Linked DNA regions of Homo sapiens: regions 1 and 3 are each linked to region 2. A link is a loop called in an ENCODE intact Hi-C map of the cell type or tissue named here. Cell type or tissue: thyroid gland. All regions are shown on one strand. Each heading gives the region's core, and the rest is flanking DNA. Links, peaks and the distances in the headings are about the cores only.

The links. Hi-C counts contacts between places; a loop is a spot of excess contacts. Peaks named below come from ENCODE experiments on the same cell type or tissue, not always from the same donor. Only the 100,000 strongest peaks of a DNase experiment are listed, where the experiment ranks them.
Region 1: it touches region 2 in a loop (2.5-fold over the local background); 14 of 110 quality-filtered maps call a loop at or near these places.
Region 3: it touches region 2 in a loop (3-fold over the local background); 74 of 110 quality-filtered maps call a loop at or near these places.

What each region holds. Positions count from the first base shown.
Region 1 is chr13:50,400,218-50,410,625 of GRCh38, reverse strand. The region is part of intron 3 of DLEU1 (deleted in lymphocytic leukemia 1); the gene reads right to left. Among named protein-coding and RNA genes, the nearest start is that of DLEU1-AS1, 120 kb to the left of the region's middle. In thyroid gland, for the core only: no CTCF peak of the experiment used is centred there; DNase peaks (open chromatin) are centred at 5,645 and 7,135; H3K27ac peaks cover 3,078 bases.
Region 2 is chr13:50,522,684-50,533,091 of GRCh38, reverse strand. It overlaps DLEU1 (deleted in lymphocytic leukemia 1), which reads right to left. Exons shown (of 7, transcript NR_109974.1): 6 at 5,028-5,226; 7 at 4,449-4,912. DLEU1-AS1 (DLEU1 antisense RNA 1) reads left to right here and starts at 5,643. Exons shown (of 3, transcript NR_125753.1): 1 at 5,643-5,813; 2 at 7,085-7,140. RefSeq lists enhancers at 2,743-3,431, 3,432-4,120, 3,061-4,260. In thyroid gland, for the core only: a CTCF peak has its summit at 5,660; a DNase peak (open chromatin) is centred at 5,671; H3K27ac peaks cover 2,603 bases.
Region 3 is chr13:50,089,311-50,099,718 of GRCh38, reverse strand. The region is part of intron 1 of DLEU2 (deleted in lymphocytic leukemia 2); the gene reads left to right. The region is part of intron 2 of DLEU1 (deleted in lymphocytic leukemia 1); the gene reads right to left. It also overlaps the pseudogene RPL18P10. Among named protein-coding and RNA genes, the nearest start is that of DLEU1, 12 kb to the right of the region's middle. In thyroid gland, for the core only: no CTCF peak of the experiment used is centred there; no DNase peak of the experiment used is centred there.

The sequences.
Region 1 (10,408 bases), core at 2,859-7,858, 120 kb after region 2:
GATAAAAAGAGGTACATTCAGGAAAAATTTTAAGACTCTCCCCATGTGAGCAGATTAGTTTAAAAGACAAGCACAGAAGGGATTGAGGCCCACAGAAAGAAGGAACCCCATGTGGTGCTCATTTGAGTTGAACAAAGGGACCTGCACTGATGAATATATATGGGACTGGTCCCGTACCTAAGTTCCCATCCAGAAGAGAAGTCAGAGGAAACCAGAGAACTTCAGAAGAGCTTGGTGAGCGCCAACGGGCTCACACACACAGGGCTGTGGGAGCCTACAGCCCACAGTCCGCAGCTCTGAGAAACACATTGTGTTCCGCCTGTGGGGCAGTGTCCTCACAGCAATCCAGGTGTGTTTGAAGGAGAACGCCTAGCAGCAGCTGAAATAACCAAAAACAAGGTGGTAAATGGCTGTCCTGGGCCAATACAGGGACAAATTGGCAAAGTAGAATGTTCCTCGCAGAGCTCTCCAAATGTTTGAGAATTCTACCACCTCTCCTGAGGTGCCCTGGAAAAGGCGAAGTGGAAAGGTAGAGCCTGTTAAAATTTTATATGGTTTCTGAGGCATCTTAATTTTTAATAAAAAGTTCTTAATAATGTTCTGGATAAAAGACTGTGGTACTTAAAAGATTCTTTTTATAATGCCAAACTCTTTGTGCAATGTATGTATATATTTTTTAAAAGACCATAGTCTGGCAAATACTGACAGCCTGCAACACATACCACATTCTCCTTCCGCTTACTCCACCACCTCATACTGTGGCCAAGGGCAAATCCATTCAATTCTCTGGCCTGACTTAGCTTCACTTCAAGGTGAGGAGTTTAAAGTGAAATGTAACACAGTGGTAGTTTCCAACAGCCTTTGCCACTGAAATGTGTTCATCCAGCTGACGTTGTTTAACCCTGGCTTTTGGTACATTCTGGAAGGCCCAAGCATGTGAAGAGACATGCATCTGAGGCACATTTCCAGGGATGAAGGCTATCTGGGGGTCGGCAGTCCCAAATGAATAAGACAGCTACTAGTAAGTGGAGGATGGAATCCTTGACACTCTCCTCTCCTTCAGTTAGTGCTTCACAATTTTTAAAGTGCCTTCTTTGAGGCTTGGAGAAGTTGTTTGATTCACCAAGATTCTGCAGCTTTGTGCCAGGGCCAGAAACTTCACAGACTTTCTTCCTGTAGGGTGAGGCTCTGAAGACAACCTCACTGCAACACCTGTGGCCCAGGTTGGTTCAACAGTGAAGTGTACCGAGGAGCAGCTCAACTCTGCAGCTGTTCGGAAGTGGCCCTCAAGCTAGACTCAGAGGAGGAAGAGACCAGAGGAAACTGTCATAGCAAAGGCATCAATGCAGGATGGATTGAGCACTGTGTTCAAAGAACACAGTGCTTCCTTAGCCTTCCTCAGCACAGGAAAGAGGTGGTCCCAGAGCATGATTGGGAATGAGAAGTGGAAAGCCAGGTTGTAGAAGACCAAACATTTAATTTTTAATTTTTTTTTTTTTTTTTGTGGATACAGAGTCTTGCCATATTGCCCAGGCTAGTCTCAACCTCCTAACCTCAAGCGAACCTTGGAACCTGGCTACAGGCTCACACTGCCATGCCCACCTTCCCCAACTTGGCCAAACATTTTAGGAAGAGAACATTACATTTCATGGGAACTAAGGATTGGGGAATTGGTTAGAGTTTAAACTTAAAGAGTAGAGTAAATATGTCATTCACTTAGAAAATGAGTCAGTTGGTTGCATTTTATTACCTTTTATTTGAGGAAGAAATGTTAAGGATGCTGGGAAAGGCAGGGTTCCCTCAATAACAAACCCTGCAAAAGCAATGGATTTTTCCAAGCTATTGGTATCCCATTTGTGAAATTCGATTTTCTTTTTTGCTTCTTGAATTCATATTGTGAGTTTCAAAAGTCTCTTCTTAAGAAAAAATTTGATTTTTCTTCAAAGGACTAAGAAGTTAACAATATCCTGTGAACACAGAGCAAACACACCAAACTTGAGAAAGAAAACCAAGTGACAAGGAAGTGGGAATGTTCACATTTACTCACACATATGGAACTTGACTCATTTTCTAAGCGAGCAACACATTGATCCCACTCTGTAATTTAGCATTTTTGTGCCTCAATGTTCTTATCTATAAAGAAGGAAAAATAATAGTACCTACCCATGGGTTGTTGCAGGGATTAAATAACTCACTGTATATAAATACTTGGCACAGTGGCCAGGATAATAAATGATAAATAAACGTTAGCTATTATTCTTATTCCAATGAGTGCTTTGGTTTGTATAAATCATAAAAAGCGATCCTTGCACACATGGGTGCAAGCAGTTTCCAGTGGTTCATTAGGTCTATGAAATTTGATATTCCTTGCTTTTCCTTGGCAAGAAGCTTAACTAGAAGAAGTTATTGATCCAGGTAGCAAGATCCACAGCTCTACATGACTGTTTCCACTCACTGCAAATTTCCAAAAGTAATCGTTTCAGGCTGAAATTGTCCATGCCAGATCTCAACCCTGTGGAAACAGGCTTGCATTGAAAGATGAAAGCAGAATCCATACCCTGCTTCGGAGTACCTAGAGTGGAATAAATAGACTTTTTTCTATCCCAGAATAATGTCTTTTAGCTGAACTTTAAAAAATCATTAAAAATTTTAAGTTTAAGCTTCCCTGAACCCTGCATACAATAAACGTGGGACCACCTGCCTTGCCAGTGATAAAAACACTTGCTTTGAAGCTCTTGTTATTTTTAAGGTGTTTTTTTTAAACCTCCCTGAGACAAAGTGTTCTCAAGTTGAAAATTTACTTTTCATGTCCCAGTCTTTCAACTAAAATACTCTAGATTTTAACAGTTACATCTCTGATTTTTTTTCTCATTTAACTTAATATATTTTACAGCTTTGATATGCTGGTAAAATGATTTTGAAAAGTATTTTTAACAGAGATTAAATGCCAGAAGCCCTCTGCTCTACCCCCTAGACCTTTGCAGCCACAGGTCCTTATCTTCATGAAGCCAAGATATGCAGATACAGTATTTGGAAAAATCAGTTTTTCAATTGCCAGACCAAGCAAGACCTGCAGCTTAATCACCAATATCCACAGCTCCTAATCCAATGCCCTCCACAATGATAGGTTACTGAGTAAATACATGAATGGGCTTTGGGTGGACCTCACTAGCAGATGGTTTATTGACTGTCATTTACTTGCCTGAATACTTTTTTTAGAAATGCTATAAGGTTTATTTTATTATAAACACTACATTTCTCTAACATAAGAGTCTCTTCTCTCTTTGTCCTGGTTACCACCAGCCACCAGCAGCCAAGTTATAGGAGCAGTGGCTACACATGCTCAAACCCATGACCACTCAGGGTTATGGATGTTTTCACTTCATGGCAATCACAATCCAACCTGCCCGAAGGAAAGCGATTGAGTAATGCAGCCTCTCTGAACCTTCTCCCCTCTGCCATGCTGCCCACAACCAAAGAATCAATTCTGATCTAAATTAGGAGGGGGATGTTGATACAGGAGAGCAGCATTCAAGCACCTCCTCTCACTTGACTCTGAATCAGAGCAGCCACTAGTTCTATGTCAACTCCCAGGGGACAAGGGTGCAGAAATGATGGCCCGGAAAACTTGCCCTCCTTTCACAGCTCCACTTAGACAAATCAGAGCTCTAGGGAACCTAAAGCTCCTGAAACACAAAGACCAAGTCATTTGCTCCTTTGTATTCTCAGGGGCCTAGTGCAGTTGGTCAGGGGTTGGGGGGGTGGAGGTGCTTAGGGAGGGAGTGCACCATAAATATTTGTAGGACAAGGAAATAAGGAGTGAGAGAGAGGGGGGAAAGAAGGAGGGAGGAAAGAAAGAAAGGAAAGGAAAGGAAGGAAGGGAAAGGGAAAGGAAGGGAAGGGAAGGGAAGGAAGGAAGGAAACTGAGCCTTCCCAAGCAGGCTCCAAAGCCCCTATCTTGCTAAAATATTACTTCGAGCACAGCTGTTTAGAAAACAACCAACCAGCCCTACCTACCTGCTGATACCTCAAAATTGTGTTAATTCCTTCTCCCTTTTGTACCCACTCGTCCATCCCTAATTTCATTTTTTAATGCCCTTTTTACAACAAAGCAGGCAAATGGTCAGCAATCATCTGATCTAAGGATATAATTTGTTGTCCAGCACTCATGATCAACTGTGTTAGTCTTCTCGAGCTGCTCTAATAAAATACAATAGACCAGGTGGCTTAAGCAACAGAAATGTGTTTTCTCCCAGTTCTCAAGGCTGAAAAGTCCAAGATCAAAGTGCCAGTGAATTCAGGTCCTGGTGAGGGCTCACTCCTGCGCTGTAGTCGCCAATTTCTCACTATGTCCTCACATGGCCTTTCCTCAGTGAATGTATGCGAGGCGAGCAAAAGATCTCTCTCTCTTCCTCTTATAAGGCCACTAATCCCACCATGAGGGCCCAACCTGCATGATCTAATCTAACCATCATTACCTCTCAAAGATCCCATCTCCATTATCATCACATGGTAGAGGGGTTAGGGCCTCAATATATGAATTTTGGGGAGTACATAAATAATATTTGTAGAACAAGGAAATAAGGAGTGAAAGAGGGGGGGAAGAGGGAGGGAGGGAGGCAGGAAAGGAAAGGGAAAGAAAGGGAAGGGAAGGGAAGGGAGGAAAGAAGGAAGGAAGGAAGGAAAGATAGGCGGTCTATAACACCAACATCTTTTAAATCTGGAGATCTCATTCATATTTGCAGCTTCTCCTGAAGAATGAGAACACTTGCCAGCCCTTTGCCTATGTTATCACCTGGAATAAACTGGATGTGTCTAAATGGAACCTGCCTCCTTTGGGGAGCGCATACTCCCGCCAGGTCACCACAGCCACCATGACCACCTCATGCCTCCCATCCACCTGTTTCATTAATTTGTGCCTGGACCATTTTCAGTTTTCTGGATGACATGGGTGAGGAGGAGGAAACTCAGGTAAATGATAAAGTTTCGACTATCAAGATGGTGAGTTATCTTGTCTCTCTGTGCATGTTGGCTTACTTTAAATGTAGTGTACATTTGGAGGTGGGAGCTGAGCAGGGAATACTATAACACATGGAATCACATTACGGAAAATCATCAGAGGCCTTTACTTGAGTTTTGAGGTTTGTAGGCATGGAAAATTAGAGCCCTAGGGCATGTGATGATATTGAGGAACCAGAAGACCGGATTCTTTGATTAGGGTTCAGGCTCTTGGAATCTCCTGATTGTTTGTCTTATTATCCAGGAGAAATATTAGAAGGCGAGTTAATGATACTTGCTGCTGACTCTGGACTGGGAAGGAGCCGCCTGAAGTATCAGTGATTGGCTAAAGAAAAGAAATAATTACAGGCTGGCTAGATTAGAAATTTAATCTCTATAGTATTTTCCCACAAGTAAATGAGATTCAATTTGTAAAATATCAGGGAGGATAAAAACTATCACACACACTCATCTCTATGCCCCTTAGAAAACTGCCTACTTTGGGACCCTCAGCTATGTGTTCCTTAGAGCTACATTCCAAAGGGTAGCCCCCATACAGAGTGTAACTCTCAAACAGGAGACACTTAGAAAGGGAAGCCCTTGAACCTAACTCACCAGGACTGAACGCCTGAGCATGCCCTCCACCAGTCATGATTCAATGAGCACTGGGCACTTCCCTGGGCCAGCAACTTGTGCCAACACTAAGAATAGAGACAAGGAAAAGTCCACCTCTGGGCTTAGAGTATGGTTGGAAATGGGTCTTTCTTTGGAAAGGAAAACAACAGAGAAGGAACTACATCCCTAACTTTGAAACTTCTGGGTGAACTTGGGATTTCCATGCTGGGGAGCCTTGTCTTAATGCGAGTTCCTCCAGCACAGCTTGCCGAGGCTTCCCACCCTTTGCAATCAGAGGACACCTGACCAGGTCTAGGGAGGCTGTGAGACTTGGAGAGTGTCTGGCCTAGCCCCAAGCTGTCAAAGAGGGGAAGCTGCCATCTGCACCCACTGCCCCCCACCTCTCTGTTTTTTTCCTCCAGGAATTCCCAACACTTTATGCCAGAACCACTGAGGGCATTTTTTAAAATATAGATTCTCCAACCTACCTCAGCCCTGCTGAATCGGAATCCTTGGATTGGGTGGAAACTACTTTTTAAATAATCTTCTCAGAAAATTTGTATACATCAAGTTAGAGAACCACTGGGTAGTAGAAAGAGAACAGCCATCAGAGCCAGTTAAATGAAGATTTGAAATCCAGCACTGACACTTAATTAACATAATTAACCCTAGGGACCTGGGTTAATTACTTAACTTCTTTGTGACCCAGTTTCCTGTACAGTAAAATAGAACAATGCCCAGCGTTGTTATAAACTTAGAATAGACTATGCTAAACACTCATCGCTGAGCTACTATGATAATCTCATCCCAACTCCACCAATGCCTGTCCCCAGTGTTTTGTAATCTGGTTTAAATTTAAGTCAAATTTCTCCAGGATTGTTGCCCTAAGGGTATATTCCTATCTGCAGAAAGAAGAGATTTGTTCACTAATTTTTTAAATCTAGAAATAGATTGCAAATAGAAATGATTCAAGGGATTGAGTTGGTTTTAGCTATGGGTGTGAGCTACAGGTATCCTTCCATGAAGAGACAAAGTCAATTACAACCTGTCTAACTGGGAGCAAGAGATACAAAACTGGTAAGAATTGTGGGAAAGGAGAGAGGTCGCCATTCTTTCTCTTTACATTTCTGTGATGAGCTACCTTTTATTGCATGATAAAAATGAGAAAAGCTATGGACTAGGAACCAGAAGACCTGGATTCAAACCAGCCATGTGACTTTGGACAAGTCAATCCTTTCTGAACCTCAGTCTCTGTCCATAAAATGAGAGATTGGAGTGCTAAAATCCTACTCCACTGACTAATAGGTTTCATATATTTTCAAAGTACAAAATATTCAACTAACAGTCACATAAATGAGGCAGGCACCAAAGCACTGAAGGAAAGGAAGACCTGCCAGGCTGCAAGCTCCCACTCTGGGAGTCTGGATGTAGGATATCTCACAGGAGTCTGACGTCAGGCAGTGTTTACCTTGAATTTGCCAACCCCCAAGCACTTTAGCACTCACAAGAGTTGGCCTCAGCCCAAAGTTCCCAGTAGAAAGAGGAGTGAGCAGAGTGTCCACATGTCACCTGTCTCTGGATGCTCCAAGGGCAGGAGGCAGCCAGAAAATACTTAACCCCAAACTAGGATAGAAATGAGATCCATCCAAGGCAGTAGACAAAAGGTAAACCTGCCCAGCTGGTTTTCCAAGAAAGTTTGGAGAACTTCATCAGAGGGTGAAACCCCTGTCAACCGAGCCACATGAAAGCTGGCAGTCGTGCAGCCATGGTCTCTATCACCAGCTTCCCAGCAAAGGCACAGACACAGCTTTCTCTCTCTCTGTCAAGCCAACACGATTTTGTCAAGGTCAACAGCTGGATTACTCTTGGGTTGAGGTACTCCTGCTTGAGTGTCACCTGGGGCGTACTTGGGGAAGGAAGGAATTGAGTGTGAAAACCCCAAAGAAATGAACATTCTACTTCCTTAAGATTATACAGGCCCTGGCGTGGACTTCCTTAACTCTGCTTCCTCTCCACCTTCTAATGTAGTCACCTTTCTTCTGATCTTTCCTTCCACCTCCCCTGTCTTAGAAGACAAGATGTCATCCAAGCTGACAGTTTTGCCTCATTGCCTCTGGATAGCGACACACCTCCCTCTCCTGGATTACCACAGAACGATTAACTCTTCTTTCTGGACCTTCCTATTGGCTTATTTTCCTCTACATGTCCTAATTTAAATGTTGGCTTCCCAAAAATCCAGCCTGAACTCTTTAACCTCCTTTTTGCACGTTTCCTCTTGGAACAATCTTATCCAAATCTATGGTCTTGGTCATCATCTTCATGCCACAGACTCTGAGTCAATATCAGAGGTCCCAAATTCAATCTTAAGGTTCTGACTTAAGTTTCAGATCTCAACCGTCCCTTTGGTCTCTCTTGTTAGCACAAAAGAAAATGGTCTAAGCTACAAGAAGGAAACTTACAGTAGGATGCTTTTCAGAAGGGCTTTTCCCTAGGAGGCCTATGTGAGGACACTTCCGATTTTCCCATTCAAACTACTCCCCCATCCCCATCCCATAGCTACTGAAGCAGTACAGGAGTGGTTCAAAAACATTGGTACCTAGATTTGAATTTTATCTCCACACTTAGGCAACTTGCCTAACCTCTCCAAGTCTTAGTTTCATCATCTGTCTTGAGGGGTTGTAATAATATCCACAATACTGAGTCATGATGAACATAAAATGAGATAACCCCTATAAAGTGCTTAGCACAGTGCCCAGCACTAAGAAAGAACTCAACAATGTTAGCTATTATTATATGGCCATGCTTATTATGCAAAACAGTGATTCACATTCGAACTTCTGCTATCTTAATAGGGAAAAAATTTTCATTTTTATTTCAATTCTTTCTAAATCCTTTAACCCTTTCCTGCCCCATAGCTACATATAATCCAACTGGTAGGCACCAACTCCTAGGCCAGTTAGTGAAAGATGCTCATGGAGGGAAAAGGGCTTCAGTTCTTTTGAGTTTCTTTGCCTAATTATAAGATTTTCCTATCAGCCAGGATGAGCTCATTCGTGCCAAGTATCCCCTTATGCATGGTGAAGCTGAGAGGAAAGACACATGCCTGAATTCAAACTGCAATGAGAAAAAGAGATGGACATCAGGCAGAATCGGGGAAACAAGGTGCCAAGTACAGGAAGCATGCTTTTTGGATAAGAATTTACATTTGCCAAATTTGTTCTGCCCTCAAGTTCCATCTTCTGCTCTTAAATTAAAATGTCCTTCTTTTCACTCTCAATCAAAATGGGTGGGACTGAGTAAGTTTGAACTCCCACAAGAGACAAGTGACAGGAAAGATGAATTCTTGACCAATTGGACTAATTCTGTTACTTACACCTTTTCCCCTGGGGCGTGGAGGGAAAATGCTAACAGTCTTCTCAGAGCTTCATTCTGTGTGGCTTCCCTGATGCTGTGTGTTTGTACTCATCACGGTGGGGCATATACTTTCTTCCCTGCTGAAATTCCAGCTTTCATTTTTCTTTAGCAAGCAACACTTAGTTTGCTGCAGCCTGCTGATTACAAGGGTGCACAGACCCAGATGAATCATAGAAGCAGGCAGATGGCACAAATACAAATCCTCTGCATTGTGTCTTACACCCACACTAACCTTCTCATGTGGCCTCTCTTCCCAGCATCCCTTTCCTTCATTACCTCATCCATACCCAAAGGACAATTAGTGCATTCAGGCACTAGAGACAGCTAACTGTACAAGGGAGAGTACAGCAAACAACCTCCTGGTTCTTGGAATCTAGACACAAGACAAAGGCAAAAGAATTAAAAACAGTAATCGTATCTGTGGCAAGTGCTGCAGGGTGCCATCCAGATCTCTCATCAGGTCCTAAGTATTCATCCCCCAGCTGCCAGGGGTGTTGACTTCTGGTGGCTTAGCTGAGTTCCTTTTTAAGTTATGTCCATGGGCTAAGGGGGCCACGTTTCCCAGTGACACCTCCCTCCCAAAGACAGACAGTATCCAATCCAGTACCTGGTCAATGTGTATGTGTTGGGTGGGTTTGGTGGGGTGGGGTGGGGGCAGTCAAAGTTGATCTTTCTGCTTAATTTCAGAGCAACTCTGAACGGCCATCCCAGGTCCAAAGCTCCCCGTAAGATTGGCAGGGGCTTTTATTTGGACTGCATTGACGTTTGACTTCTCCTTCTGACCTGTCCTTCTCCTATCACCCACCAAAAGAATTTTCTGTGTACAAATCTCCATCTCAGAACCTATTTGCCATTGAACCTGACCTAAAACAGTAACTCTGACAAATGAATGCATCAAGGTTTGAGGAAACTAGTATTCCAGAAACGTCCACCAAGACTTGAAGCACTCCTTAAGATTCATGGAAAGTTAGGGGGTAGTCTGTGGTGTTACAGAGCCAGCCAAATTGGCCCCACAGTTAGATGGATGCACAAGTTAGGCTCTGGGGAATGACAGGACCTGGGACTGAAGCCAAGATGCCTTGGGCTCTGTCCCAGCATTTCTTCTGTGTGCCCTTACACAGGGTTTTTAGAGCAGTGCTTCTCAAATGAGCAGTGTTGGAGGACCATTTTCACTTTCAATATATCACAAACCAATTTCTTGTCAAGTACACTAAAATAAACTACAACTCCACACTCCCTAAGTGTGGCCTACACATAGTAACTGCCTTCAAAAGAGCATAGTATGAAAGTAGGGGCAGGGAAGAAGATAACTTTACAGTAAAGAAAACTGGCAAAGACTGCCTCTGCCAGACGACCAAGGTCAACATCAACAACAGTGATA
Region 2 (10,408 bases), core at 3,642-8,641:
GGGCCATATGGTTAAGGTTTAAATGTCCTCCTCATAGGGGAGAGAAAACTTGGGAGCTGTAACAAATTTTAGAAGGGTAGTAAGTGATTTTCAGAGGAAATGAATGCACCCAGGAGGCAAATATTATTTTGTAAATAATTATCTTAGGAAACTGAATGGGACTGGCAAGTTAAGGGAAGGAGAGGGGTGGAACTGCCTTGTGAACAAAGGTTGTCTTAGTATGTAGAAAAAGTCTCCTAGGTAATCTCTCCAACCTGCCCTCAAAAGAATAGATGAAAAGTCTAACTGCATGTAGTGATGACTTTTATAGTCTTTTCTTCTCTCAGGTGGGTAATCTTTCTGGATTATTTCATGAGATTCCTGGAGAGTGAGTCTTCAGACAATTGCATGTCTTTTGAGAAGTTTCCTTAGTTAGATAAGGAAATTCCAGACAGAGTCCCTCCTTGCTCTTGGAGTCAGGGGAGAAGAAACAAAAGAGGGTTAAAATGTTTTGGGTTCTGAGACAGCTTCTAAGGTACTCCATCTTCATTTAATTCAAAGTGTTCAGTATGCCAAAGCACCATTGTGTGGGGTATCATTTTCTTAGACCCAACACCATAAATACTAAGAGTAGTTTAGTGGTTACCAGGGATGGCGGAAAGAAGTAATCAAGGGTTACTGATAATGAGCATAGGTTTTCTTTTGGGGGTGACAGAAATATTCTGGTATTAGATCATGGTGACATTTGCACAACTCTGTGAATATACTTAAAAGCCACTGAATTGTACCCTTTAAACGGACGACTAGTGTATGTCAGTTATATCTCAATTAAAAACAAAGTCTAGAACTTGACATATCATTCCAAATACTCAAATTAGACGAGTCTGCTTCTAAGGTAAATAAGTGGAAAGTGGTCACAAGATAAGAACAGAGGCTATTAGGAGATGAGGAAAATCAGGAATGAGAAGTAGGAAGCCAACTCTTCATAATTTTTTAGGTGAGCAGCAGAGGGAGCCCTTGATAGCAAAGAAAATTACAAAACTAATGTTTATACTTCTGATCATAAAGTTAATACAGCCTTTTTACAGAAAATTTGAAAAAGTGCCACATAAAGGTAATAAAAACCCACTAATCATTCCACCATCCTAAGAACCACTATTAACATTTCATCGACACAAATCCTTCCAGTCTTTTTTCTGTATGTGTACATATATGCATGTACGTACATATATAGCCAAGCCCACCCACAGCTCTCCTGTACATGCAACTTTGCCGTTACATTTTTCACTTCATGTTACCTTTTATATTTTTTCTAAAGCCTTAAATATTCCTGAGAATGTGGTTTGCCATGCCTACAGATGAGCTGTCAGTAATTAAACCTATTTTTAGAATTTTTCAGTCACAAGTAACCCTGCAATAAACATCCTTATACCTAAATCCTTGTATTTCCTAAAAATATATCCGAAGTAAGGATAGATTCCTTAAGAAGGAATTATTAGGTCAAATATTGTTTACAGCTTTAAGTCTTTGAATACATACATATTGCCAACATTTCTAACCAGAAAATTTAAAAGATTGTTATACTTCCACCAGCAGTGGATGAGATTTTCCTTTATCTTGAACTTTTACCCAACTATGTAATTATCAAAGTTTTTTGAAATTTAAAATATTTGCTAATTTAATGGACAGAAATTTGTGTCTTTTAAAATTATTTTTAAATAAATAGTGAGCCTGAAATTTTTTCATGATTTATTGTCTAATTTTTTTCTGCTCGTACAAATTCCTTTTTTGTGAATATTGAAAATTTTTCTGCTTAGGATATTTATCTTCTAATCATTGACTTCGGAAGCTCTTCACATATTAACCATGTTAACCTTTGTCTTCTATTTTGCCCTTTTTTCAAGTTATTCTTTGCCTTATGTTTCTTTATCATGAGTTTTGATGTATATGTTTATAATTTTTATGTAAAAACATTCTGTTTTCTCTTTTATAGATTCTTCCTCTACCTTTTTGTTTAAAAAGTGCTTCCATACATTGAGAGTTGATAGATACTTATCATAATTTCTTTTACTCATTTGTGTTTTCATATTTTAAAATTTATTTAATTCATCCAGAATTTATTTAGGGATATGATTTGGGTCTCCTCCTTCCCTTAAAAACTGAATTAATTTCCCCAGCACTATTCACTGGCATAATCTTTCATTTCCTTCCCTAATTTGAAGTGTCTTCATCAAATACTAAATTCTTATATGTATTTGAGTGTGTTTGGGGACTCTATTCTCTTCTCTCTGTCTAGTTGTATACCAATATCATGTTATTAAAGCTTTATAACAGGTTTTTAACACCTGAAGTACAGTTTACCTTATTTGTTTATAAATCTTTCTTGGTTATTTTTATCCACAAATTATTCTAGATAAACCTTACAGTCACATTTTCATTCAAAAATATTCCAATTGGGATTTTGATTAGAATCATATTGGACCTAACCATCAATTTGAGGAACAGTGACATCATCCAATAATATAAAATATGTCTCAATTTATTCAAGCCTGATTTCATATTAACTAAAGTTTTACAACTAAATTGATAGAAGCCCTATATAAACAAACAAGTTTGTTTCCAGGTTTTATTGTTCTTATTCTTGCTTGTTTTGCTTTGTTTTTCCCCTGTTGTAAAAGAGCTCTTTTCCCTCTTTACGATTATTATCTGATTATGGATATTTTTTATATTTTGTAACCAGGTATCATAATGAAGCATTAGTTGTAATAGTTGATTTCTTAGGTTTTCCTAAATAGGTTATCCTTAAGAATTTAGAAATTCTCTACATAGTCATGACTTTGGGGTCTCAAAACCAATTCAACTTTTGGAATTACAGCTTTTATGCTTCATAAGCATAACTTCTTTTTCTAAATAAAATTGAAAATTAAGTGTGTAAAGTGACCAACTAAAAAGAACAAACAACTCTAAAACATACAGATTCCACTCCTCCACTTGGCTCTTAAAGGGTTAATTAATATTTACCATGAAGAATTTTTTTAATCTAATAAAAAAAATCAATCCAAAATATTCTTAAAGAGGCATTAATGACTCAAAATGTTATTTGGTTTTATATGGCCTCCCAAACTACAGTGTTTTTAAAAATCAGGTTTATCGAGTTATAATTTACATACAGTAGAATTCACCCTTTTCAGGCACACAGTTCTACAAATTTTTACAAGCATATACAGTCGAGTAATCACCACCTCAATCAAGACAGAATATTTCCGACACCCTGAGAAATTATCTGTGCCCCTTTGAAGTCAATCTCCTTCCTCTCACCCTCAGCCCCTGGCAATCTCTGATTTATTTCTGTCACTGGATATTCTGCATAGCTTCCAATCTATGTTTTTCAAGCTTCCAATCGGAGTCAAAGCTGGCCAGTAGCAACTAGCACAGAGTCCTCTGCTGCTCTTTTGAAACCACCTTTTCTTTGCTGACAACCAACAGATCAGTCTCCATAGTCAGCAAAGCTGAACTCCAGCTTTAGACACAGGCCAATTCCTCCCGTAAAACTTGGCCTGGCGTCAACTGGGCGGACATGCCCGGACAAGCCTGCTGGGGTAGCCGCGCCCGCAGGAGGGGAGGTCCTTACAACATGGAGCACCAGTTGCACACTGTCCCCTTTTGAGCTCTGTTCTCCTTTTTAGTTTGGAAGTCTGTGCGTATGTGTACATGTGTGTGGGTGCATGCATTGCAGAGCCCCAGTATACTTTGACATGTTTTCTGCATCTACAGTGTGAGTAATACAGTGGAGGGTAGATGAGCCAGCCCCTTCTGAGAAATACAGTAGTCCTCTTTGAACCTCTCCTCCTCCTGTCATCTGATTGCTGGATGGCGTTAGCCTGTGGTGTACTGGTGAGAGCCGGAAGGTCTGGGACTGGATCCCTCCTACTGAGTCAAAATACAACATAAAAACCTTGGGGGAGGATCTGAGGCTGAGAACCAGCTTCAGAAAATTATAAGTTGCCAAAGAAACACAATTTTAAGCATCATGTCTGAAGGAGTTAGGAAGGTTTTTCACTTTTGTCATTTCTGCTAAGGTCCTCTTTCTCCTCTGATACTTCTTTCCCCAGCTTTCTCCACATGATTTGGGCTGCTTTCCTAGTTCCCTTAAATACCGGTGTAAAGAAACCTGTCTGTGGTTTTATGTTACCCCATTGGAGTGTTGCATGTGAATATAGGGCATAAAAGGGGATAAATTGCCTAACTCAATCCACCCTCGAGGCCTGCCACATTAAAAAGATATACCACGGAACTTTCGTCTGCCCTGAAATGATTGGAAATACTGTGAGACTGCAGAGTTTAATGAAAACTCTGAGTCTCAACTTGAAGTAGATAGATAACTCTCTGATCTACTCTTGGGCCTATATATAACATTTTATATTTGTCAAGGCCGCTCAACATTCACGGTTAATAATTAGTCCTGGAAGAATATTTATAGCTTATGTTAATTCTTATCCCGGAGACATGCAAGGTTCAAAATAGGTGGGATAAAAGCACATTTGGGTAGGCTTAAATTCAAACCCACAGGCACTATGTACAGAAAAAGGCACTAGGTGTTTTTTAAATTGACTCAGAAAAAGTTAAAATGGAGAAACTTCTATCTGCTCACTTGGTCCTTCATGGGGAATTCTACCACTTCCCTTGGTCCAGCTCACTCAAGGCCAGTGCCATGACAACTCCTGGGTTGAGAATCACTGATTTAAATGGCATTTGACCACATCTGTCCCCACTTGTGGCTCTCTGCTCTGTAGATTTGCTGACTCACAGAGTCCACCGGCAGAGATGCTGACAGGCATGAACTGGTTGCATGACACTTGGAAGGCATAGCGGGACATCTGCCTCACCAGCTTCCTTCAGGTGTTCCACTGAGCCCCAGCATTCAAATTTCCATCTGTGGGAGAGGAAGGGAAGGGAAGGCTCTGGTCTGTGGTACCGTAGGATTCCAGTGATGCCTCTTAAGCATCCCCCACCATTCTCTGATCGTTTCCCACATGCAAAGTGCCAACCTGGTCGTGCAACAGTGTACACATGTGGTGAACACCAGGCGCCCTCCCATGAGACTTCTGCAGCATTCCAGCACTCCATCCTCCCCCAGCTTCCAGTTTAGGACAGGTCCAGGAGAGGAATGGTGAGGACAGAGTTAAACGCAACTTTTGCTTCATTGTGGGTTCCTTCTTCCTGTCCTCCCGGCCATCAGACCTCCTCCTATAAACAGATGTGTGCTCAGATTAACTACTTTTTGGAAAAAACAAGGAAATGATAATACTAGAAAAACTTTATTGAACTAATGTTTGTCTATGTACCAGGAACTGTGCTAAATACATCACATTTATCTCATTCAATTCTGACAAGAACCCTACACAGACAGGTGTTGCTGCTGTAGATGGGAAAACTGTGGCACAGAGGTGAAAAAGTCTTACCTATACAGATACATTGCATCAAAATTCAAGCCGAGGTTCTGACCCCAAAGCCTGTGCTCCAAACTAGAGTCCTCCTGTGCACATTTCACGTCTGGAATTATTATAAAGCATTTTGCAATGACTAAAATAGGCACATGAATGAAGACGTATCCAGGTCTGCCTGAGAGGAGACTCGAAGCCAAAGCCCAGCTCAGCAAGGCCAGAGAATTTCAGTGTATCCCCGCGGGGCGCTGGAACTTCGTCTGGGTGCATTTGTTTTTATAAGCCTGGGTACTGCAGAGTCATTTAAAAACATGTGCTTGCCAGGGCAGAACATCATCTGATGGCAGCAACCACCTGGTGCTGGCCACGACTGAGGAGGGAACACATCAGGTGAGTGTGGGCCAACCCTTCCTGCACAGAACAGGAGGGCGGGGAGGGGGGGGGATGCTTGATTTTTAGTGGGAAGGATGAGGAAAGCAGTTCTGAAATGTTTTTCACAGAAATAGAAACTAGTGAAATAGAAGCTGGCATTTGACTACTTTAGAAAAAAGAGAGGAGGGTAATAGGGAGGAAAGTGATTGGCTGCTGCTGTCAAACTCAGGAACTTTTAAAATTTTGTTTGTTCCCCCAAAGAAGTGCATGCCCAAACCACCAAGAGAGGGTAAGTGATGACAAGCAGATCTGCAAGGCGGGGCCCCAGTCACAGTAGCAAGCACCCTATCTCACAACAGCCCTGCAACCGGCAAAGTTGCAGCTTCTGCTACAGTGCGCATGTGTGCGGGTCCCCTTCTCCCCTCTTCCCTCTCCCCTCTCCCCTCTCAGCCCATCCTCCTCAGCCCAGATCCCTCCCTGTACCAAGACCATTCCAGCTGCACGCAATAATCAGGCAAGCAACTTCTAACCCAGCCTAGGGGACTCAGACGAGATAATGCTTAATTTTTCTGCAACGCCTTCTTAAGACTCCAGGGATCTGTACCCCAGGATGGAGAATGCTTTCCCAGAAGCACAGCCTGTTTCTCCAGCCTGAGAGTGTGTGCTGCAGAGCTGGGACCCCACCCTGTATCTAAAGTAATTGCTGTATCTAATGGTGTGGTGCTGCTGACTTCCTTACCAGCTGTAGCTTTCTGTTGCCCGACCCTGTTATTGCTGGCTCCTGCTTTATTTTAGGGATGTTAACCTGCTCGTATGTGTCTGCTAGTACCTTGCTGGTAAACTCCATCTTAAAAGCTCTTCAGAGAAGGGCTTTGTGAGTTTTCCTTTTACAGGCCTTTATTGCATTTTTTTTCTCCAGGTTCCTCTCTCTTCCTCCTCTCACTCCTTTCTGCCTGATTAGAGCAGAGGATGTTAGCTTTTCTTAGGGACACCTTACAGCCAGCCAGTCACATTATATGAGAATATGTTGTTCTAAGAGCCTGCCCCTAGGTCACAGATTCAGACCTGTGGAAATGGCCTAGGCTATTCTGAAATGCTCTGATGGGGTTCCAGCATTCAGCCTCCAGCTAAGCTCCATCCTTGTGAGCTATAAGTTGGAATGAGTAAGTAGGTCAAACATCTAATCCTCCCTGTGCCAGCATCCCACCTGAAGGGCATGGCAGAGAAAGGGGAGCATGGGGACCCAACTCATTCACTATCAACAGGTCTTGTTCATTTCTTTTCTCTAGGAAAAAGCAACACTTCTCTCCATCGGGAAGAGGTGGACGCCAAGGCCCCGTTCATTGTAAGCACACCTTCTCCTCTTCACAGAGTACTGTCATTGCTCCCCTATCTGTGCTATGGACCTACACAGTTTAACAGAAGCCCACCAGGGGCTTAGGTGTTCTTTCATCTAAGTAGTTCCAATATCCTCAACCACTACAGTAAGATGTCTACATGGCAAATAAATTCAGGCATAAAATACAGCGTGGGCAGCATATGTGGGTGCTCTCCAGCCACTTCTGGTGGCTGCTTGGACCACTTCATAGAGACTTGTTCCAAGGAACAAGGAGAGGGTTTTGTGAAGTGTTTTGACTCCCACTGAAATGGCTGCTACAAGAGGTTATTTCTCACTGCAGGAGGATTTGGGAATAGGGATAGGGGATAGGAGATTATAAAGCCAGGGGTTTTTTTTGTTTTGTTTTTTGTTTGTTTGTTTTTGTTTTTGTTTTTGAGATGGAGCCTCGCTCTGTGGCCCAGGCTGGAGTGCAGTGGCGCGATCTCGGCTCACTGCAAGCTCCGCCTCCCGGGTTCACGCCATTCTCCTGCCTCACCCTCCCAAGTAGGCGGAACTACAGGTGCCCGCCACCACGCCCAGCTAATTTTTTGTATTTTTAGTAGAGACGGGGTTTCACCATGTTAGCCAGGATGGTCTCAATCTCCTGACCTCATGATCCACCCACCTTGGCCTCTCAAAGTGCTGGGATAACAGGCTTGAGCCACCGCGTCCAGCTATAAAGCCAGGTTTTAAGTCCAGCCCGTTTTGACCAATTTTGTGGCTTTGGGTGTTTCTGAACTACAGTTTCCTTATCAATACAATGAAGACTGAATACACCCTACAGAACCATAGTGAGGTTCACATCACCTAGTGTGAGAAATCGCTTTGTACGCTGGAAAACACCACAAATAAAAAGAGGCTATTGTTATTGGGCTTATTATTCTGAGGCAGGAGAACCAAGGTATAGAAAAGAGAAGTAAGAGTTAGATATCACAGTCTGAGATGCTGGGAGAACAACACAAGCCACTGTAGATCCTCCTAGGACCTTTCTTCTGGAATGTTCTGCGATGACAATGGCAGAAACGGGGGGGCAGCACTGCTCTTGTTAATGATAAAATGGCCAATTCTGCAATTCCATCAGCTGTGATAGAACTCAGTCCAAATCATTTTATTGCTAACCCTCAAATCACCTGACTAGTTATCAACTCATTGGAAAGATAGCGTAGCATTAAGAGCATGGACTATGGGACCTGGCTACCTGGACGTGAGCCCATCTCTGTGTCCCTTTGACTAGACAATTTTAAGTAACTGACATGACTCATCTGTGTTTCAGTATACCCATCTATAACATGGAGATGATAATACTGTCTACTTCATAGTGTGAGAATAAAATGAAAAAGAAATGGAAAGTACTTTGAAAAATTTCTGACATGTATTAATAGTAAGCTAAGTGTAGCTACCACTGTTTTCCAATAAAATAGTCCAATCTTAAAAAACAAAATGTGTGTTCTAAATTGTAGGAGGAGATGGATTCTTCAGGCACGATGGAGAATAAATCCAGTCCCTCTTCCTCCACTCTAGCATGAAGGGTCTACCATGCCAAAATAAGTTAGATTACAGAGTCCGGTGGAGCTAATATAGTGTACATATGCAGTTTGATCCTGGAAAGGAAGAGTGGTGACATTTCCTCTCGCTGGCAGAGCCCAAAACTAGATAAAAACAGGCAGTGTGGCTGAATCTGCGCTCCTGCATCAACTGCTGTGTGACTGTGGATGCCTGACATCTCTCTGTGCCTCACTTCCTAAACTTGCAATGGAATAACAATAGTACCTGCCCTCTAGGGTTGTTGTTTAGAGCAGTCACTGAATAGCTACACAATAAAATCCAGTTATTATTGTTGTTATTAGGATACCATTTGCCATTACCCAACTTTGTGACTCGGGATCTTGAGAAATTGCATAAATTTCATCTTTCAAGTTAAAGTAGAAGAACCAAAAGCCAGACAAATGTAACCTAAAGCCATATGTTTTGTTAAAGACAAGGAAAGGAAATGCCACATCATTATAATCATGTTATTTGGTCATACAGTATGACAGTATCTACAATCATCAATTCATGTCACTTTAAAAAAAATTACAGTGGGTTATTTGAATTAGAAAGCATTTCCATACATGAAAGCTTAATCCCCTTTAGACATTCCTCAATGTTCACAAATAAACTGACCTGGCAGGCATGGGTGCTCCTAGTCTTTGTTTTTAACATCAGGTGTGGAGGATAAGGGTAATAAACAATGTCTACTGATTCTGGTCATTCTGAAATGACACTTTTTTTTTCAGTTTTGCTAGAGCTTGGCACACCTTCATATTTCGAGGCAATGTATCTTCAAGGATCACTCATCAGAATAGTTGCACAAACTCATAAGTGGCAAGAACTGAAAATGCCTTGTGATTTTCAAAGTTTTAAAATAGCCCTATGGGGCTGGTGACCTCAGTCAGGTCAGCCATCAAGTTTGGGATCCGACAATAAAAGTCATAAAGTGAGTCAACTGAGTCAGAGAGGATGCAACAGCATTATTTTTCTCTTCTGGCTTCTCTAGTAAAGCAAAAGTTTTGGTGTTAGGGCTGTCTCTGCAGACAGGGAGTTTGGTTTCCAACACGCTGGGAGCATCCCTGGAGAATGCTGAAAAGCAGAATAGGCTGCCAGAGTCCAAGAGACGATATCAGTAAAGTTAGCACAAGATTTAATAGACTAGAATATACCCGCCCAATCCATTTCTCCAGCCTGATAATCCAGAGCAATTAACAGAAATTGCCCTGGTATTTTTAGCATTTTTAAAGTTTCATCTGGGCAAACGCAGAAATGGATAACTATGTTATCCAGACCTTACCACTGTTTGTTTTTGAGACTCTAAGATTAAACTAAAGACTGGCCTAGCAAAGCAGATATGTTTGCCCTTGCCTGAAAGGAGACAGAAACTTGGGAAGAAACAAGGGTCTTTGGAGTTACTGGGCTTCCACGAGGATCCTCAAGGTTTGCAAACACCAAATGGACAGGACTTCATCCCTGAAGTGCAGGCCAGTCCTACCTCCTTCACAATGACGTGCTGACATCATGGTGCAAATTTGCAAACATTTTTTGCCTTATTAAGAAAATTATTCAAACCTAGAAAAATGCAAGGGTTAAAGCCTTGCTTTCATAAACATAGCCTGTGTGTGTCGCAGGGTGACTTTTAGATATTATATGGAAAAATGCAGTAAAAAGTGCTGAAGTAGCCCATTCCGTTGCATTGAATTGT
Region 3 (10,408 bases), core at 1,786-6,785, 430 kb after region 2:
ATGGTGCCACAGCCTTTGAGGGTGTCCAGGGTCAGCTGGTCAAAGGTGAGAATCTTGTCCCCAGCCTTGGGGATTTGGCTGCAGGCCCAACTGCTCATGTGCAGTGCACACACCTTCAGTTTGGGCACCTCCTGAACATGGTCCCCACAACCACAGCTGTTTTGTTTTCCTGGCCAGGAAGCTTCATCTTCCAGATCATCCAGGAAAGAGACAGAGATGGCCATTTGGTGCAACTCATAAATAACCTCTTCACCACAACTTGGTTGAAGGTAGAGTTTCTTCTGGCCAGAAACATATACAGCTTAACCAACAGCCTTCAGTAGATGTCCTGGCTCTTGGGTTCCTGGTGTTGAACCTTTCAGTCATTGTTGTGGCAGGAGTCAACTTCCGTGATGGTGCCTCCTGTTCATCCAGGTCCAAAAGCAGTCTTGCTTTTTATCTGACAATCTTTGCCTTTTAAGTGGGATATTTAGATAATATGCATTTAATGTGATTGCTGATATGATTACAGTCTATTGCCTTGCCATTTTTCTATTAGTTTCACTACTTATTTGTTCCTTTTTCCACCTTCTTTTGGGTTGAGTATTTTTTTGTGATTCTATCTTATCTCCTTTGTTGACTTATTAGCTATAACTGTTTTGTTATTCTACTGGTTGCCCTAGGGCAGTATACATCTTCACCCTACCACAGTCTACCTTCAGTCTACCTGATGGTAAAGAGTTGTTTTCGTATGTCTGAAAACATCTTTATTTTGCCTTTGTTTTTTGAATGATATTTTGCTGAGGTTAACATTTTTTTCTTTCAGTACTTTATGTTCTACTGTCTCTTCACTTGCAATGTTTCTAATGAGAAATCTGCTGTCAACCTTATCTTTGTTACTCTATAACATGTGGCTGTTTTCCATATTTTTTATAATTGGCTTTGAATAATTTGATTATGACATTCCTTGGTGTAGTTTTCTTCTTGTTGAGCTTCTTGGATCTGTGAGTTAATAGTTTTTGTCCAATTTGAAAATTCTGGCCATTACTTTTTCAAATATCCCTTTTGTATCTGCCTCTCCTCTCCTTTGATGCCTCTGATTATGTTTACATAAGGATTCTGTAAGTTTGTCCCATAGCTCACTGATGCTTTTGTCATTCTTTTTTCTCTTTCATTTTTGAGTAGTTTCTTTTGCTATATCCTTCAAGTTCACTAACCTTTTCTTCTGCCATGTCTAATCTGCTACAAATACCATTAGTAGATCTCAGATATTGTAGTTTTCATCCCTAGAACTGCATTGAGTTTTTAAAAATGTCTTTCATGTCTCTACTTTCTGAAAATATAGAATATAGCTATAATAATGTTCAATGTCTTTACTAGTTCTAACATCTTTCTCTGCTTAAGGTCACTTTCAGATGATTGATTGTTTTCATCATTGTGGATTATTTTTTCTGGCTTCTTTGTGTGCCTGGCAAGGCATTGTGAATTTTATCTGTTGGCTGCTGGATAGTCTTCTGTTCCTCTAAATGTTCCTGAGTTTTGTCCTGGGATGCAGTTAAGTTACTTGGGAAAGTTTGATTCTTTGGGTCTTATTCTTGTGATTTGTCAAGGAGTGCTCAGTCTATAGCTCATTACATAAGGAATAATAATGCAATATAGCTAAATAATATACTTCAAGGCAATCTTTAAGTTTACACTTAAGTCTAATCTTAAAAGACTGCAAAAGACTTACTAAATGATCTTAGCAACAAATTTAATCCTCTAATAAAAAACATGAAAATAATAATTTCTGAAAAAAATATTCACTTTCATTAAAAACTGCAAAGCACTAGAAAGAAAAAGTGAGAGGGAGAGAAACTGAGAACAGTGGGTACTTCACAGATTAATTTTGTGAGTAAAGATGACTTCTGTTTAAGAATTGGTCTCTACTATATGAATGTATTTCATTCTGAGGATAATGGTTAAAAACAGAGACATTAGGGGCAGACAGACTTGGATGCACATCAGACTCCTCCACACATTATAACTCAACATGTATAAGCCTCAATTATCTCATCTATAAAATGCCATGTTCTTTTACAGGGTAATCTAAAAGAACAAAAACTGTTAATTTCACCAACTAAAATATACAGAAAAAAAAGGAACTTAACTATTCCCTGATAAGCAAGCAAACTATACATCTAAATTATACATCCAAATATTCTCCCCTTTTCTGGCTCCCTCACAATTTTCAAACGGTTTTGAATGAATCAACAAACATTCACAATTTTAAAAAACACATCTCTAGTGAGACTGTATGATTCAAACCCTATACACATATTATCCTTGCTTTTTTCCTTTTGATACAGCTATTATTCTATCTATATCAGGTTAGTAACACTTAATTCTAGAGGCCCATAATTTTTCATTTGAATATAAAAGATAATGGTATCTCAAATAGATTCCAATGCTAAAATTAAATTCCATGTAACTCTTTACGTACAGACAGCATACTGTTGAATAGAAGCAGTCCAAAGTGAATTACTGCTTGAACCCACAACTGACAACATAAGCCCATTATTCTTGAACAAATCTTACTTGAAAAAATCAGGTTAAATCATTTCCATTCCTAAAGCATGTATTAGCTTTTATGGCCAAATATGACTTTTTCAAGAAGACAGTACAAAAGCTGTATGAATCCCTTTTGTTTTATTCTACCAATCGCCTGTTTCAGCATTGTTACGTATTAGCAATTTTTGTTTTGCCTAATAACTGGAACTGAAAACTTACCAAACAAAATAAACTGGGGTCACTCTGTAAATCTTGACTTGGTTTTAGGTTTTTAAAAAGTAATGCAACTCATAATTTGGTAAGCATATTAGAATACCACTAGATAGGAATCTTCAATAATTAGAAATCAAGAACTTCTGCTAATTCATTTTTGTGACCTACACTCTTTTCTACCAATGAAGGCTTCATTTCAGAAGTATTGATTTGCTTATTTTTACTCCAGTTTTTTCATATTCCAGCAGCCTTTTTCATGTATCCTATCTATTCCTTTCTAAAATTCTGTTGTTCTGATCTCTGAGCTTTATGTCCCAAGCTTGAGAAACAACAACAAAAAACTCTAATAGTCTACTTTGTATCTTGAAGAGTACTAAAATATTCTTAACCTTTTAATTCTGAGAACTGGGGTGGTTGGGAGTTACCCCCAAAAAAGGTAAGAAGAAGAAGAAAGGAAAGGTGAAGGGAAGGAGAGAGGGAGGGAGAAAAAAGAGACCGTTCTTAGGATGGCTTAAAGTGGTTTTGTGGGGGCAGGTAGGAGTAAGTCTTATCTCTTGTTATATGTAACTCTTTTCCTTTTGGTGTAATTGGAAAGACCCTCAACTAGGAGTTAAGAGACTCAGACTTTAGTTCCAATTTTGCTACTGTCCTTCAATGTAATAACCAATCTCCTGAAATGGGATCAGGCATGAAGAACAAAATTATTACAGCTGGGCCGGGCCACAGTGGCTCACACCTGTAATCCCAGCATTTTGGGAAGCCGAGGCAGGTGGATCATGAGGTCAAGAGATCGAGACCAGCCTGGCCAACACGGTGAAACCCCATCTCTACTAAAAACACAAAATTAGCTGGGCGTGGTGGCACGCACCTGTAGTCCCAGCTACTCGGGAGGCTGAGGCAGGAGAATCACTTGAACCCAGGAGGCGCAGGTTGCAGTGAGCCGAGATAGCGCCACTGCACTCCAGCCTTACAACAGAGCGAGACTCCTCTCAAAAAAAAAAAAAAAATTTATTACACCTGAGAGGGTTTACAAGTCTCTGGAGTCATAATGCATGGATAGTTGAAAAGTTGATACTCTTTGGAAAGGTGGGGCTATGGCCCTAGCCAGCACATGAAATCATTCTCTTTATTTGTACAATAAGATTGTCTCATAGCATTAATAATGATGAAGTATGCTTGATTACTAGAGCAAATATAATATAAAAGGATACTTCTAAATTTTTACTCTGTGAATTTCAGTTTCTGTGACACTCACATTTGAAGAGGGTGAACATCAATCAGTCTACTCCTTGACATACACTACTATAAATAGCCTTGGCTAAACCGTAAAAGAAAAATGAAGGCCGGGTATGGTGGTTCACGCCTGTAATCCCAGCACTTTGGGAGGCCGAGGCAGGCGCATCACCCGAGGTCAGGAGTTCAAGATCAGCCTGGCCAACATGGCAAAACCCCATCTCTAATAAAATACAAAAATTAGCCAGGCATGGTGGCACATGCCTGTAATCCCAGCTATTCGGGAGGCTGAGGCATGAGAATCGCTTGAACCCGGGAGGCAGAGGTTGCAGTGAGCTGAGATCATGCCACTGCACTCCAGCCTGGGTGACAGAGCAAGACTTCGTCTCAAAATTGCCAAAGTTAAGGGGATCAACCTCCCTCAGAGATTTTGAAAAAATGTATAATCATTGTATTTTACTAAATATAGGAACATTATGGTATGTAACACTACATTTACATTAAATTTAAGACAAAACATGAAGCTAAAAAGAATTCTAGCTTGGGACCAAGTTTTTAAGGCAATTGTTCACTCCTCTCTGCTACTAACCATACTTTTGTGGAAAAGTTTGAGGTAGAGTGACTTTGATGACTATTCAAGATTGGTATATTAATACCTCTACTAGTTACAAAGATGAATGGTGGTGATGGTTACAACATAATGGATGTATTTAATACCACTGAACTGTACACTTAAAAATGGTTAAGTTGATAAACTTCATGAGTATTTTGCCACAGTTTTAAAATTTATGGAAAAAAACCTCTACTAAAGTTCAGTATTATCAACAAATATAGACTATTGTAAGAGTTTTTTATTTAATTTGAATATGCATTTCTGAATTGACTACTATATCCTGTATTCAGCTCATGAATCATCTCTTACTGTGCTCATGAAAACTATACTTGATTCCAAGTTTTAAAAATACCCATCATTCTTTTTGTGAAGAAGGACCTGTGACTAACAGTTCTCACTTTTGTGGCTGTCAGCATGCCTGCATCAGTCAATACCTGCAACACTGTCCATTGTCCAGGATTCCAATCCTGGATGGAATGCACATAAACAAGCCTGTTAGAAATGGCCCTAAAATAAAGATAAATAGGATCTCTATGAAGCCCCTCCTAGAAAATCTACTTCTAAGAATCCTAAGAAAATAAGTAAGGCAAAAATTTAGCTATTATGCTGGGCGTGGTGGCACACACCTGTAATCCCAACACTTTGGGAGGCTGAGGCGGGCAGATCACCTGAGGTCAGAAGTTCAAGACCAGCCTGGCCAACATGGTGAAACCCCATCTCTACTAAAAATACAAAAATTATCCGGGCGTGGTGGCACACGCCTGTAATCCCCACACTTTGGGAGGCCGAGGCGGGCAGATCACCCAAAGTCAGAAGTTCAAGACCAGCCTGTCCAACATGGTGAAATCCTGTCTCTACTAAAAATACAAAAATTAGCCGGGCATGGTGGCATACGCCTGTAGTCCCAGCTACTCAGGAGGCTGAGGCAGCAGAATTGCTTGAACCTGGGAGGCAGAGGTTGCAGTGAGCCAAGATTGTGCCATTGCACTCCAGCCTGGGCGACAAGAACGAAACTGTCTAAAAAAAAAAAATAGCTATTAGGTTTTTCGTTTTACCAGTTGAAGAAACTTGGGTGGAATCAATATAAATGCCCCAAAATAAGGAACTGCTTAAATTATAGTACATCCTTATATTCCATAAGAAAATACTTATTTAGATGTTAAAGTGTACAACTGAATATTGCTAGGAAAAAAATATATGAACAACAAACAGATTTAAGCAAAAAGTTTAATAACAAAGGGTGTTGGGGGTAGGTATTTCTGGCTGATGGGATTATTTTTTCCTACATCCTGCTTATTTGTATTTTCTTTAATATCGACTACTTATAATAAGAAAAAAACAAGTTTTCTGAAATACTTATTCAACATGAGTTTATCATTCACTTATTAATTCAACAAATATTTGCATTTGTTGGATTAATTCAGACATAGTCCTTACCCTCATGTCTCTTAATTTACGAGGAAAAAAAAAAGGCATGATGAACAATCTTGGGAATTTTTTACTCCTTTCTTTCATTCTTATTAATTACCCAGTCATTCCATTTTGTTGAGGACTCTGGCCCTTTGCTGACAGTATCTGCCTCCCCTGCATTTTCTGCCATCACCTCCCACTTCAGTGTCCATATGGAAAACCCATTGAAAAACTATGAACTCTGACTCCATAAAACCACTTCATTCAGTAATCCATACCCAAAGCTACACCCTCTATCTTCTGATAACCAAGAAATTATTCTACAGCCTTAAGAGTCCAATATATTGATCTCTGACTACAACTACTTATCCTTGCAGTTTTTTTACTCCATTACTCCCTAAATACCTGCTTTCTTACCTAATTTTGATACCCATTCCTCATTTCTTCAAACTACAATCTCATTTCTTCAAACTACAATCTCCCACATGCTTTGTGTCTTTTCCTATCCAGCCTAGGTTCTCAGGTACATCACCCTCTTCTGCTAACAACCTTCCTCCCTCATTAATTCCCTCTCCCATTACCTAGAGCATATATTTTGTACCATCTTACTTCAACTCAAACTTGCTACTTCAGCTCTACCCTTACCTCTTTTATGACTCCTTTATCAGAAAAAAAATAAAAACTAAAACTATTAGCTATGAATTCCCTCAACTTCCTGCTCTAGATTTACAAGTTATACATAAAACCATCTTACCTGTTCCCTTCTAGTCTCAGAGGAAAAGGTATCCTTTCTCTTTTCTGGGTTAATTCCTTTACCTGCACCCTTATCTCCTACTAGATCTCACTATACCTTTCTAATTTCTCCTCTCTGATGACTCTGTCCCCATACTTTATAAAAATGTTAAGTTCTCTTCTCTTGTAGATCTCCTACTCTATTCTGTAACCTCCTCCCTAAAATTATCATCTTTTGTTTTTAAGAAAATGTCAAGAGCCTTGAAATAATACACATTTATTGTAACCATTCTCTTTTTTTTTTTTTTTTTTTTTTGAGACGGGGCTTCGCTTTTGTTGCCCAGGCTGGAGTGCAATGCCGCAATCTCGGCTCACCACAACCTCTGCCTCCCAGGTTCAAGCAATTCTCCTGCCTCAGCCTCCTGAGTAGCTGGGATTACAGGCATGTGTCACCATGCCCAGCTAATTTTGTATTTTTAGTAGAGACAGGGTTTCTTCATGTTGGTCAGACTGGTTTCAAACTCCCGACCTCAGGTGATCTGCCTGCTTGGGCCTCCCAAAGTGCTGGGATTACAGGCAAGAGCCACTGCACCCAGCCCCTTTCCCTATTTTAATATACTTTTCAACTCAACACAAACAGAATTCTGCCACCATTGTTTCATTGAAAGTGTTCTGGCAAACATTACTAATGACAGAACTGCCAAATCCTTTTATCTTTTTCAGTTTACTTGGCCTGTCTTTACCTTCTGACACTCCTGACTTCTTTCCTTTTGAAACCTCTCTACCACTGGCTCCTTTAACTCTGAGCTCTGTTGGTGTTCCTGCCCCTCTCTCAGCCATTCCTTCTCAGTCTTTTGCTGCTTCCTCTTACTTTGCCCATTTACTAATTTTGGTTCTCATTTCCTCTATGTTTAGTCTCTATGAGCAATGGCATCCATTTCCCTCATAATCTGAACTACCACCTATTTAGTGATATCCATTTCCAGCCCAGGCCTTTCTCCTAAGCCTCAGTCGTATATATTGAGCTCCTTACTGAACTTCCCTACTTAGGTATCCCATGAGTGCTTAATCTTTCATATTCAAAATGTCCTCACTGGACTTGTCATCTCCCTCTCATGTCCCAGCGTTCCATCTCACACCCATAAACATACACACACACACACACACACACACACACACACACACACACACACTCTCTCTCTCTCTCTCTCTCTCTCAAAAGCCATGAGCCTCCTCCACTTGTCCCTGTCCTGGTTAATGATACCACCATTGTACTCTACAACCAGGCCAGGGACCAGGGAGGCATTACAGATTTTTCCCTCATCTTCTATCCCAACCATCACTACCCTAGTCCAAAAACTCATGATTTCCCACCATGACTATAAAACCACACAAAATACTTCCATTTAAATAACAATAATAAAGAGCATTTTTACAACATTCCCCCTAGTATTTCAATTATGAAATGACAACAGATTACCTTATTAGCAAACCATGAAGGCTATACAGAAACATATATAGCTTACACTATTCTCAGCATTTAAAACCCTTGTTTATCCCAGTACCTAATACTGTTCAGCACATGGCAGCTTGTTGCTTATCAGTTCACTTCTGAATAAAGTGAATGTGGCATATTTAAAGATATCCATAATAATTATTAAGCTGCATGTTAAGCAGTCCGGCAGTCAATAATATGATATATAACAAAATACAATTATTACACCTTGTTAGTTCACCAGAATCTCTTTAAAATGCACCACACATACCCATAAATCAGGAAGTAGAACTGCTATAAATGAGCTTCCATTAACTCCCACCCTACTGTCATGGATAATACTTAACCTATTTATGCTCCCTCAGTTTCTAACCATTCCTCACCCCAAAATGATGAAAGTAAATAAACCCTCATGGCCCCCTTAGAGTAAAAATAGTGTATCCTTAGGTGCAGAGGGACTTTGCCTCTCTAAGTCTTTCCTACTTTGCTCTCTGATGACTGAAAGATGAAACCTTCTGTCCCACAAGATATCAAACTGTAATTTTCCTGAAGAGAAACAAAGTACAGTATTCAATAAGGCTAAATGGATGAAGTTCAATCATGCTAATATACATAAAAGACAAACACGGAGCCTTCTTTGGTCAACTGGGAAAGGAGATGAGGAGAGAGGTATATTGTTAAGAGGCCTTCAGAAGCAATGCCTTCCAATCATTCCTGATTTTTTTCTGTTTTCTTTAATGCACATGTATTCTATAATTAGGGGAGAAAATGTTCAAAAGCAAGTCCACAGGTCTAGTTTGAAGGGCAAATAAGCTGGGTGCAGTGGCTCATGCCTATAATCCCAGCAGTTTGGGAGGCTGAGGCAGGAGGATCACTTGAGATCAGGAGTTTGAGACCAGCCTGGCCAACATGCAGAAACCCTGTCTGTACTAAAAATACAAAAAAAAAAAAAAAAAAAAATTAGCTGGGCATGGTGGCTTGCGCCTATAATTCCAGCTACTTGGGAAGCTGAGGAACGAGAATTGCTTGAACCGGGGAGGCAGAGGTTGCAGTGACCTGAGATCACGCCCCTGCACTCCAGCCTGCATGATACAGCAATTCTCTGTCTAAAAAAATTGTAATAATAATTTTAAAAAGGCAAATAAAAGCTATATACAAAGTAAATTACATCAAGTGGTTTAAAAGAAACCTTGAACTTAATTTAACTGTATATACTAACATTTTTTACATCTAAAAACTTAAACTTTAGGAATTTCAATTTTCTATAAAAGAAAGTAAACGAGCATAAATAAAGGTAGAGGGAGAATTGTTAGATTCAGTCATACGCTATAAAAATTTCTTATCAGGAAAGGGTTTTATATCTACTATATTAGTAGTCTTTTAGTTTATTAAAAGTATTGCAGTTTGGTCATGGTCAGCTTTGGGTTGTTTTGCCAATGGCATAAACATCTAATTATTAAAAAACAAAAAACCTCCATGCTGATAAAAATACATCCTCCAATAAGGGGGGAAAAGTTATTTGATTAAATACATATGATATTTTTCTACATGGAAAGTTGAAATGAATTTAATGTTCTGTTTCACATCAAACCTATCTTATTTTTAAAAGAGTTTCCTTAAAATTAGGTAAACAGTTTGTATATACTGTCCCAAGTTCACTTGGTCAAAAGTTAACAGTACGGGGTCATCAAGTAAATTAAACATTAACAGCAAAAATTAAAGGACTTAAATTAAAAACACAGGGTCTAATCCTATGATGAAAAAATAAGGAAAAAGTATTCCCATAAGAGCTATAAACTGCTCACCTATTTAAAATAAATTACTTCTTCAGAGCTGCCTTAAAAGGTTAATTTATTTTAAACATATAAGAATTTCCTAGCCAAAAGGGATTTGTACTATAAGAAATACATTTTACATATTAAGAATAGAAATGTAGTATGAGGCTCAACTGTCTTAGACAACTGATCACACATCCGCAGTCATATCTCCTACAGACCAGTCTCAATTTTACTCCAGTTTATTAAAAATAAATAAGACATGAATGTAATAGATTCCTGGTTCCCTATCCTCCACAACTTCCAGTTCATCCCAACTCAATAAAGTCTCTGAGAAAGTCATAAGTTGTAATTTTTAAGTTTTTTACTCCTGTAGTTTATGTTAAAACTTTTAAAACTTTCTTTTGA